Regions from separate parts of the Homo sapiens genome. Here region 1 is linked to region 2. Evidence: chromatin contacts called from ENCODE Hi-C or POLR2A ChIA-PET data. All regions are on one chromosome and are shown on one strand. The core of a region is the stretch at or near the end of the contact, and the rest is flanking DNA. Distances in the headings are between cores, read along the strand shown.

Region 1 (4,180 bases), core at 1,059-3,558, 53 kb before region 2:
TTGTTTGCTCAGAAACTTGGAGCCCAGGAAAGCCAATTCTCCGTGGATCATGTGGCCTTTTAACTGTGTACAGGGTCCTAAGAAGAGCAGACTGTGCGAACTGAAGTTAAACCAGAGCCCTAGGAGGCAAAGTCCCGGGATTTTTTGTCCCATCTAACAGAGTTCACAAAAGTGGAGGGCAACAGAGAAAAAGAATATGAGAAAAATTAGGAGAGTGTCCCTAACACAGGACAAGTAAAAAACAGTGGGAAGAAAGGGTTAGGGTTTCATCACATGTTGACAAGGACAGGCTGGGAACGAGAATCCTCAGAACTAAAAATAATAGGAAGACCCTGCAGCAGTCACTCAAAGCACTGTTCTTCCTCCATTCTCACGCTTCCGTGGACTCCCTTTCTCTTGTGGGAGCCCCTTTCTCTACAGGCCCCTTCAAGGTTGCCGATTCCACGCACTTGCACTTCGACCCCCAGCTGTGCCCAGACAGCAGGTGGAGCCCCTCTGCAACCGCACACGCCTCCACCCCTCACCACCATGGCCCTTCAGTTCCTCCCACCCCCCTCCAAACCCGCTCCATCCTGTGTCCCCGCTGCCACCAAACAAACATAGCCTGAGTTAAAAACCTCGATCATGGTGGGCTGGATCAGCACAGGGTATTAAATGATACAGCAGGAGACAGAGGAGAAAACTGTTCATAACCAAGGTTGAAGAATTACCTTTATGACCTACCTCAAGGTACCAGCTTCGTTCCAACTTAGAAAAGCTACCAGGCTAAAGAACAAAAGGCGGGAGCCCTCCAGGCCTCGTGAGGCACGGCGCCGCCCTCACCCTCCCCTCACCTTCGAGTCATAGGCCGACTGTTTGATGACCTCGGGTGCCATCCAGAATGGGGTGCCCACGAAGGTGTTCCTTTTGATCTGGGTGTCTGTCAGCTGGCCAGCCACGCCAAAGTCCGCCAGCTTCACCTCGCCATGCTCAGACAGCAGGACGTTGGCCGCTGCAAAAGAAAGCCAAGGCGGCCCTGGGCGGTGCGGACTTACAACTCCGTGCACTGCCACAAGCGCGTCTTCTCCCTGGCTGGGTGGCGAACCCACCGAGCACAGGCACCGGGGCTACACTTTTTGTCAGACCCCCTCAAAGCCAGCCCAGCCCAGGCAAGGCAAACGTGCAGGACAAATGGGCGCCAGCACCTTCCCTTGAGAAGTCTTCAGGGCAACCCCACCACCACCTTCAGTATTTCAAAGGAATGAAAACGGATGTCCTCTTACCTTTAATGTCTCTGTGGATTTTCTTCTCCGAATGGAGATAATCGAGTCCTTTCAGTATTTCTCTTAATATAGTAGCGATCTGGGTTTCATCTAATGGGCCAGGTTCTAACTAAGAAGAGAAAAAAATTCTTAAAGTTACTTAAATGATTATCTTATGAAAAGTTTGAGATAAAACAGAAACACTATCCATGTTAATGGACAAGGGTAATTAAAACCTGAAATCTTCTTCACTTAAAACACATGATTTTGCCCTAACAATTACAGTCCACTGAGGGACCCTTAAAAAAACAAAGGGCCCGAGAAAATGGCTTTGCTCAATGAAGCCAAGCCAGCAGAGAAGCAAAGAGGAGCCAATGAGGAAGCCCGCAGCCCCGCCTGCGCCTGCAGCTGACCACAGGGCGACCCCCTGGCCATGGCAGGGGCGGGGCGCAGGCTGAGCCAATGAGGAAGCCCACGACCCGGCCTGCGCCTGCAGCTGACCTCAGGGTGCCCCTCTGGCCATGGCAGGGGCGGGGTACAGGCTGGGGATTTCACTCCAGGAAACGAACAGCCAAGAGACAGAGCAGCCAGGATCTGTCCTAACATATGTGGTTCCCTTACCAGAAGGCTCACCCCTGGTACCCAAAAACACCCAGGAAAGAAGGCCTAGGAGCCAGGCGCCTCTGAGGATATCCTTGTATTAGAATTTTTTAAATCTGCAGTTAAAGCTCCCCAACTTGGGGGAATGCAGCTGAAAGAGCTTAAATCCTAATAGTTTGGGATTTGTTATATAATAGATATTATATAATAATAATAACTATTATATTATCCCTAAGATAATAATTACCTCTGAAAGCTTTTATTCTCAGAAACTCAAAATAATTGTTCCTATTGACTCCTTTATATCCACAACTATATCAGATGAAAGGAAGAAATGTCAGGTATCCACATCTCCATTTAAAAGGAAAGGAAAACCAGGCTAACAAAGGCTCACTTCAAACCAGACGGGAAGCCCCCCCCCGCCCCCTGCAGAGTGGGGCAGTCAGTCACAAACAGTAATTCCACAGATGACAGCAGCAAAGCCACCAGTGCTCCCCGGAACCACAGAAACGGAGCCAGACAGAGGGCAGATGTCTAATCGATGCAGGTAGGGTTCCCCCAAATCATGGTCCCCCATTCTTGGTTTTCAGACTTGACAGTGAATGTCTTCACAGCCCACACCCACACATTTTAGCCAACAGGAAGATACAATCTGGGGCCTTTCACTTAGTTTTAAAAAGATAAGAAATGTGCTTTAAGCCAAAGGGGATGAAAACTAGGGCGCTCCTCCACAGGAAGCATCCGACTCAGGCGTGCACATCTCTGGGACAGAGCCCGACAGTCCTTGCGTGCCTCAGCTCCTTCACATCCTGTTCCACATCCGGAAGTACTTGTGGGGTGCAGTGTGGGGGCAACCGAGACAGCCCTTGTCACCGAAACCACAGCCTGACTCATACCTGGCCCTGCTTTCCGGCCCATGGGTGAGCTGTGCTGCCTTGGCTCGCAGGCCTGCCCTGGTCTACACAGCAATCCCAGGGTCAGGGCCACTCTCAGAGGTGGCCTCTCCTCACACACTGGCCTCGCTGGGACTCTGGCCTGCCTGGCAGCAGACACACCTGGAATCCAGCCACCCCTGGCCTTCTCCACCCAGGACCCAGGTGCAGAGAATGCACTTGTCGCTTTTAGTTTGACCGCACACATATGCTCAGAGAAGGTCAAAATGCCCATCTCCATCGCCTGCCAGAAATTGTCCCAAATTCCAATTAAGATATTGTCCAAAAGTTACCTCAGACTAAGGCATTACGCCACAGACTCTGTTCCCCAGAAAGTAGTTTTTTCCCAGTTACCTGAACAAAAGTCTTATTTATAAGAAATGCATATCAAAACTACTATTCTAAAGAACACAATCAGGAAAACTATGCCTTAAGTCAGCTTTCTCCACATCTATTTTTCAGTGTTCATAGAATGTAGAAATTTTAATTTTCAAAATGAGGAACACAGACTTTTCTCATCACCTGGGTGGACAGTGGGGAGGAGGATAGAGATGCCGGAGTGTTTGCTTTTGTTCATAATGCTGGAGTGCAGGAGAATCCAGTCGACCAAAGATCAAAGTCATGTTAGAGGCCAGGCGCGGTGGCTCATGCCTGTAATCCCAGCACTTTGGGAGGCCGAGGCGGGTGGATCACCTTGAGGTCGGGAGTTCGAGACCAGCCTGGCCAACATGGTGAAACCCCATCTCTACTAAAAACACAGAAAAATTAGCCGGGCATGATGGCACATGCTTGTAATCCCAGCTACTTGGGAGGCTGAGGCAGGAGAATCGCTTGAACCCAGGAGGCAGAGGTTGCAATGAGCCAAGATCGCACCATTGCACTCCAGCCTGGGTGACAGAGCAAGATTCCGTCTCAAAAAAAAAAAAAAAAAGTCACATTAGAGTCGGGTCCCATCTCCCATCTCCTCCTTCACCAAGTCTGTGCCCAAGCCGACGATCAATACCTGTGGTTAGATCTGGACTTAACCACCTCCCTTCCATTACCAAGTCTCCCAAAAGCAACGGCAGAGCGGCCTGCTGTCATTCCCAAAGGGCGCTAAGAGGAAGAGGTGAGGAACACTCATGGAAAATCCTCCCCTGGATAATTAAGGGCTGGCTCTGTGATGACTGTCTGCATGGTTCTGCCCTTTTAAATCTGCCCTGAACACCATCCATCATTGACTTATATGCCCATGGGGAACGAGGAGGAAGGGGAGAAAAAGAGATAAAACTCTCCTTACTTGGGGGGAAATCCTTTCTGCGTCAAAATTCACTATAAAGGGTATTCGGCTGCTGTCTACCCCCCAGAGTGCCTCATGAGCAGCTCGGACCAGGCCAAGCTCTCCAAGTCAGCAGCTGGTGTTCGCCA
Region 2 (4,384 bases), core at 1,698-4,197:
TCGGGGTTAAGAGCCACCACGCCCGCCCGACCTGAAGGACAGGCTTTGGTTGGGTAAGTCAGGGTTGGTCAGCTGGAAAGCTGAGCGGGTGAGGGATGGTGGCTGGAGTGCGGTGGAGGGAGGAGCATTGGCAGTATGCTGGGGTGAAAGGGGCTTTCGAAACAGGTCCGTCTTTGCTTTTTCTGGTTTTTAAACAATTTTTGTCCTGTTTTCTCTCAGTCTTCTTTCTGTGAACAGATGCTTTGTCCTTTGTCAAGCTGTATGTATAATTTTTTTCGTGGATGCAAAATTGTTGTCTCAGTGTCCCAATATGACTCAGGCATTTTCCCCCTGCAGTGCACACAGCGTGTAGCCAGCCTAATAGGAGTGGATTTATTGAGGGTGTACTTGTTCCAGGCTCTGGGTCAGGAGCTTTACATGAACTGTCTCAGCACATTCTCATGACAAAGCTAAGAGGAAAGTACTTCTGTCTACCTCATTTTACAGATGAGCAAACTGAGCAGAAGAGATATTGAGTATCTTGCCCTTGGTCCCAGAGCTGGCAGAGGGCGGTGGAGGGGTTTGAACCTAGCCAGCAAGCTCCTGTCTCCTCACTGTACTAGGCTTGGGACCATGTCATTAGAAACAAAAAAGCAAATATTCCATTACATGGCTGCATTCAAGTTTATTTAACTGTCTTCTGCTGCTTAATTAGGTAGCCTTTACTTCTTTTTAAATTTTATTCTGTTTTTCAAGAAACTTGGGTTGTGCATTTCTGCTGTGGGGAGGAGTGAGTGAGTGACCGCTTGTCAGCTCCTGGCCAAGACTTGGGAAACGTGATTGGAAAGGACCACAAATGGCTTCCTGGAATTTGCTCATCAGCTTCATGGCCCATCCCAGTAGTGCGGGTGTAGAACACGTTATTCAGATATGCAGGACCACTGTCCACAGGCGCGTTTTCATGAGACGCTTGCCAGGTGGAAATCGGCCTGCTGATACCGACCCCATGTGAGGATAACACGCCCATATGGTCACTCTGTGTATGTGTCAGATTCCCTGAGAAGAGGCAGTGACATATATCGATACACACTCGGAAGTAGAAATTTGTTTTGTAATTCTCATCGGCATCCTTTTGGAGTTTATTTCCATTTTGTGTAGATGTGGGCCTATCACTCTTCACAGGGAATGGCCAGCCACTGAGAATAACTGAAAAATCAGAGGGCCCATGTATGTGTGCACACAGCAGAGCTGGGCGTGGTGGCTCACACCTGTAATCCCAGCACCTTGGGAGGCCCACAGATCACTTGAGATAAGGAGTTTGGGACCAGCCTAGGCAACAAAGTGAGACCTCAGCTATACCAAAAAAAAGTCTGCCCTTCTCCCTCCACTTCATCTAAAAAGCCCAGAGATGGAGATGACATCTGATTCCAGTGGCCAAGACCCCACCCCAATTAGAGCGGTGGGAACATGTGGCCTGCAAAGGGGCAAGGTGCCGGGAATCATGCTCCGCGGGCCACCAGTGAGGACGAAAGTTAAGACCTCAAAGGCCAGATCAGAGTCAAGAGCATCCGAGGGAGCCCTGACACAGAGGCTGTGCCCACACCTGGGCAACTCTCCCACGGGCCACCGGCACCCCCTTCCCCACTCTTCTCTGAACCCACCTCCATGTGCCCCTGTGCCTTGAACGACTGGGGAGGGCACACAGGCCCCGCAGGCAAACCTGAGCGGGGAGGCTCCTGGATGCAGAGGACACGGGACCAGGACCGGGTGAGCCACAAGGGAGGTGGGGGGCCCAGCACTGCCTCACCAGCACCACCCAGCCACAGACGCAGAGCCAGCGGCCACGGGAGACCAGAGGGGTTCAGAGGCACACCGTCGAAAATCCCAAAACAAGGGGAGGGACAGTCATCACCTGCTTTATTGGAACAAATGTCCCCTGCTGTGACTGCAGCCCCAGTTCATGCTGGCGTCTTGCAGCCCCGCCAGCTCCTGTACCTCTCTGGGCCTGACTCAACGGCAGAAAGCAAAAGGAGAGCTCTGGGGGCGATGGTCTCCTCAGCCACAGCTCCCTAGGCTAATAATCAGGCCTCCGCAAAGCTGGAGAGAGCCGTCTCCATCAGGCTGACCCCTGGGTTCCCACTGGGCCACCGGACTCTCATTCATGAGGATATGCAGGTTGGCCCAGGGCGGGAGGTCCAGGACAGACCCGGGCCCATCAGTCTCGGGCTCCCTTCACAGACTACACAGAACGGCCATGACCTGGGGGTTTGCCTGGCCAATGTCATGACCACACCTACCTTGCAAGGCGAAAACCTAAATGAATGAGAAAGACAGATGGAGGTATCTTCTGATTTACAGACTGATTCTGCGCTCAATGAGAACGCCAGAAGGTGGGTGTTTTCCTGCTCCCTCTCATCTCACAAAACATGGTCCCCTCAGCCCAGTCTAGGTGGGGGGCAAAACCAGCAACTCCAGCCAGGCCTCCAGGGTTCCGGCTCCTTTGAGGAGAAAACCCAAGTGCGAAGTATCCTATTACCCACCCAAGAGTTACAAAGACAATTCCGAAGCTCTGCCCTTCTGCAGCTCAGAAGCAGGGCCATTCCACAATACAACACAACACTTTATTATATTCCATAATCCCTTGAAAGAATTCTTTAAAATTGTTCTATGATGACTGAAGTATTTTATATTTTTAAACCTGAATAGCTGTCATCATCTTCTTTTGATCATTTCTGGCAATGAAAAATGCATGTGGCATTACCAATCAACTTTCAGTGTTACTCAGCTCCAAATGTACCACTTGCACAGTCAAACCACACTCAACTACTCTGGTTGAAACCAAGCTTCTCTACGCTTTTCCATGAAAACAAAAAGAAACTGAGGGTGACGTGCTCTAATACCCGGTACTTCTCACACCACTATCCCTACTGGAGCGGGCGGGAGGATGCTGGAAGGAAGCTGAGCCTGGAGCAGGGAAGGGGAGTTGGCTGCAGGCACGGACTCTCACCACTCTGGCCTTGGCAAGCATCTCTAATGAATCACAAACACTCTCCTAGAGCTGAACCGAGCCTCAGAATCTACTCACCCCAGCCAGTCACCACCGATTTGGCCAACTGGGCACGCAGGTGGAAACCTACCTGTTGGCCTGTCTGGCGCTACCACCCACAGACCCATGCTGGTGGCTACCATTCCAGCTCACCCTTCCATACCCGCCGTCTCCCTCTCCCCAGGCCCCCCACCACGTGTTTCATCGTTAACAGTGTTGCTACCTACCATTTCTAAAGCTGGAAACCTCTGCACCCCCATTCCTCTCTCACCCCAACATGCAAACCGCGTCATGGTTCTTCCGAAGCGTCTCTCCATCCAGCCCCTTCCAGGTCACTGCCTGGCCCTCCCTCCCCCACAGCAGCAGCCTCCAACTGATCCACTTCAAGACCTGCCTGTGACCTGCTGTCAGAGTTGATCTTCCTAAAAGCTCACGGTTTCCTTCACTGCTTAAAACAACTGGGGACGACCCACTGCCCTTCACACTGAGGTCACACTCAGCTTGTGAATCTAAACCCCAAAGCTCCTTTCTAATCCCCTCACTTACCCTCTTGTCATCCAACTTCTTAATACTGTCTACAAGCGCCAAAGGTCATATACAGTATGAGTCCCTTTATAGAAAATTCTCAAGGTGACAAAATTTGACTGGTGGAGAATAGATCCTTGGTTGCTGAGGCTGGGGTGAGGAAAAGACAAACAAACCACCAAACAGGGGGGTCCAGAGGCCCCTGTAGGTCCAGGGATGGGTGTGGTTGGGGTCCTAACACGAGGCTTCCAGAACGAGCATTCAGCCATCAAATGCAATGACTCTACCCAACTTAAAAGGCTCCTAGGTCTAAGAAATGATGCTGGGAACTACAGAGGCAAGATCATGGCTACCAGAATTTGCAGAAATCCACGGACCTTTAAAATTGCCTTATAAAGGTAACCATTAAACCTCTTAAAATAGAAAGGGTCTACCTGCAGGGCCCAGGAAAGAAGGCTCTACTCCACTGGCACTGCTGGAGAAGGAAGCCGATGTTAGACAAAAGGCCAATTGCAGGAAAAATGACGGCAAAGAAAGAAGGCAAAAGGCACTGGCCCTGTATGTGGGTGCAAACACACACAGATATACACACACACACGCACACACACACACAGAGCTGTCAAGAGGACCAGACATGACAGTTTCTGTCTGTGGCCCCCAGACAGAAACACACACAAATACTTCCAGAAAGTTTGTGTAAAGAGAACTCCTAACAATTTCTGAGGAGAAACTTAATTGAATCTAAGAGAATGTCTTGTAAAACACCTGGAATACTTAAGGCAGCTCCGTTTTTACCCCCATAAAGGAACTAGATTGCCAGAGCTCCTGGCCTTC

The links. Hi-C counts contacts between places; a loop is a spot of excess contacts on that map. ChIA-PET counts read pairs that join two places held with the same protein, here RNA polymerase II (POLR2A). Pooled maps may share reads with other maps.
Region 1: a pooled map shows a loop between it and region 2 (4-fold over the local background). The contact joins two enhancer-like sites. A Hi-C loop is called at or near these places in 8 of 168 maps with a recorded cell type or tissue (B cell, CD14-positive monocyte, CD4-positive, alpha-beta T cell and 5 more), 16 of 37 single-sample maps with no recorded cell type and 17 of 50 pooled maps. POLR2A ChIA-PET finds 5 or more read pairs at or near these places in 15 of 52 experiments (CD4-positive, alpha-beta T cell, CD4-positive, alpha-beta memory T cell, GM12878 and 8 more).

Annotation. Positions count from the first base shown.
Region 1 is chr13:98,473,988-98,478,167 of GRCh38, forward strand. STK24 (serine/threonine kinase 24) reads right to left here. Exons shown (of 11, transcript NM_001032296.4): 4 at 1,263-1,371; 5 at 834-991. Among named protein-coding and RNA genes, the nearest start is that of FARP1-AS1, 40 kb to the left of the region's middle. RefSeq lists enhancers at 2,171-3,370, 2,412-2,511, 2,522-2,671, 2,822-3,041, 3,248-3,542. Within about 2 kb of position 2,309, at least 31 of the 41 ENCODE cell types and tissues checked have a DNase peak (open chromatin) inside an H3K27ac peak, as active enhancers do.
Region 2 is chr13:98,525,969-98,530,352 of GRCh38, forward strand. All of the region lies in intron 1 of STK24 (serine/threonine kinase 24), which reads right to left. Among named protein-coding and RNA genes, the nearest start is that of STK24, 49 kb to the right of the region's middle. RefSeq lists enhancers at 58-377, 2,918-3,087. Within about 2 kb of position 2,948, at least 2 of the 41 ENCODE cell types and tissues checked have a DNase peak (open chromatin) inside an H3K27ac peak, as active enhancers do.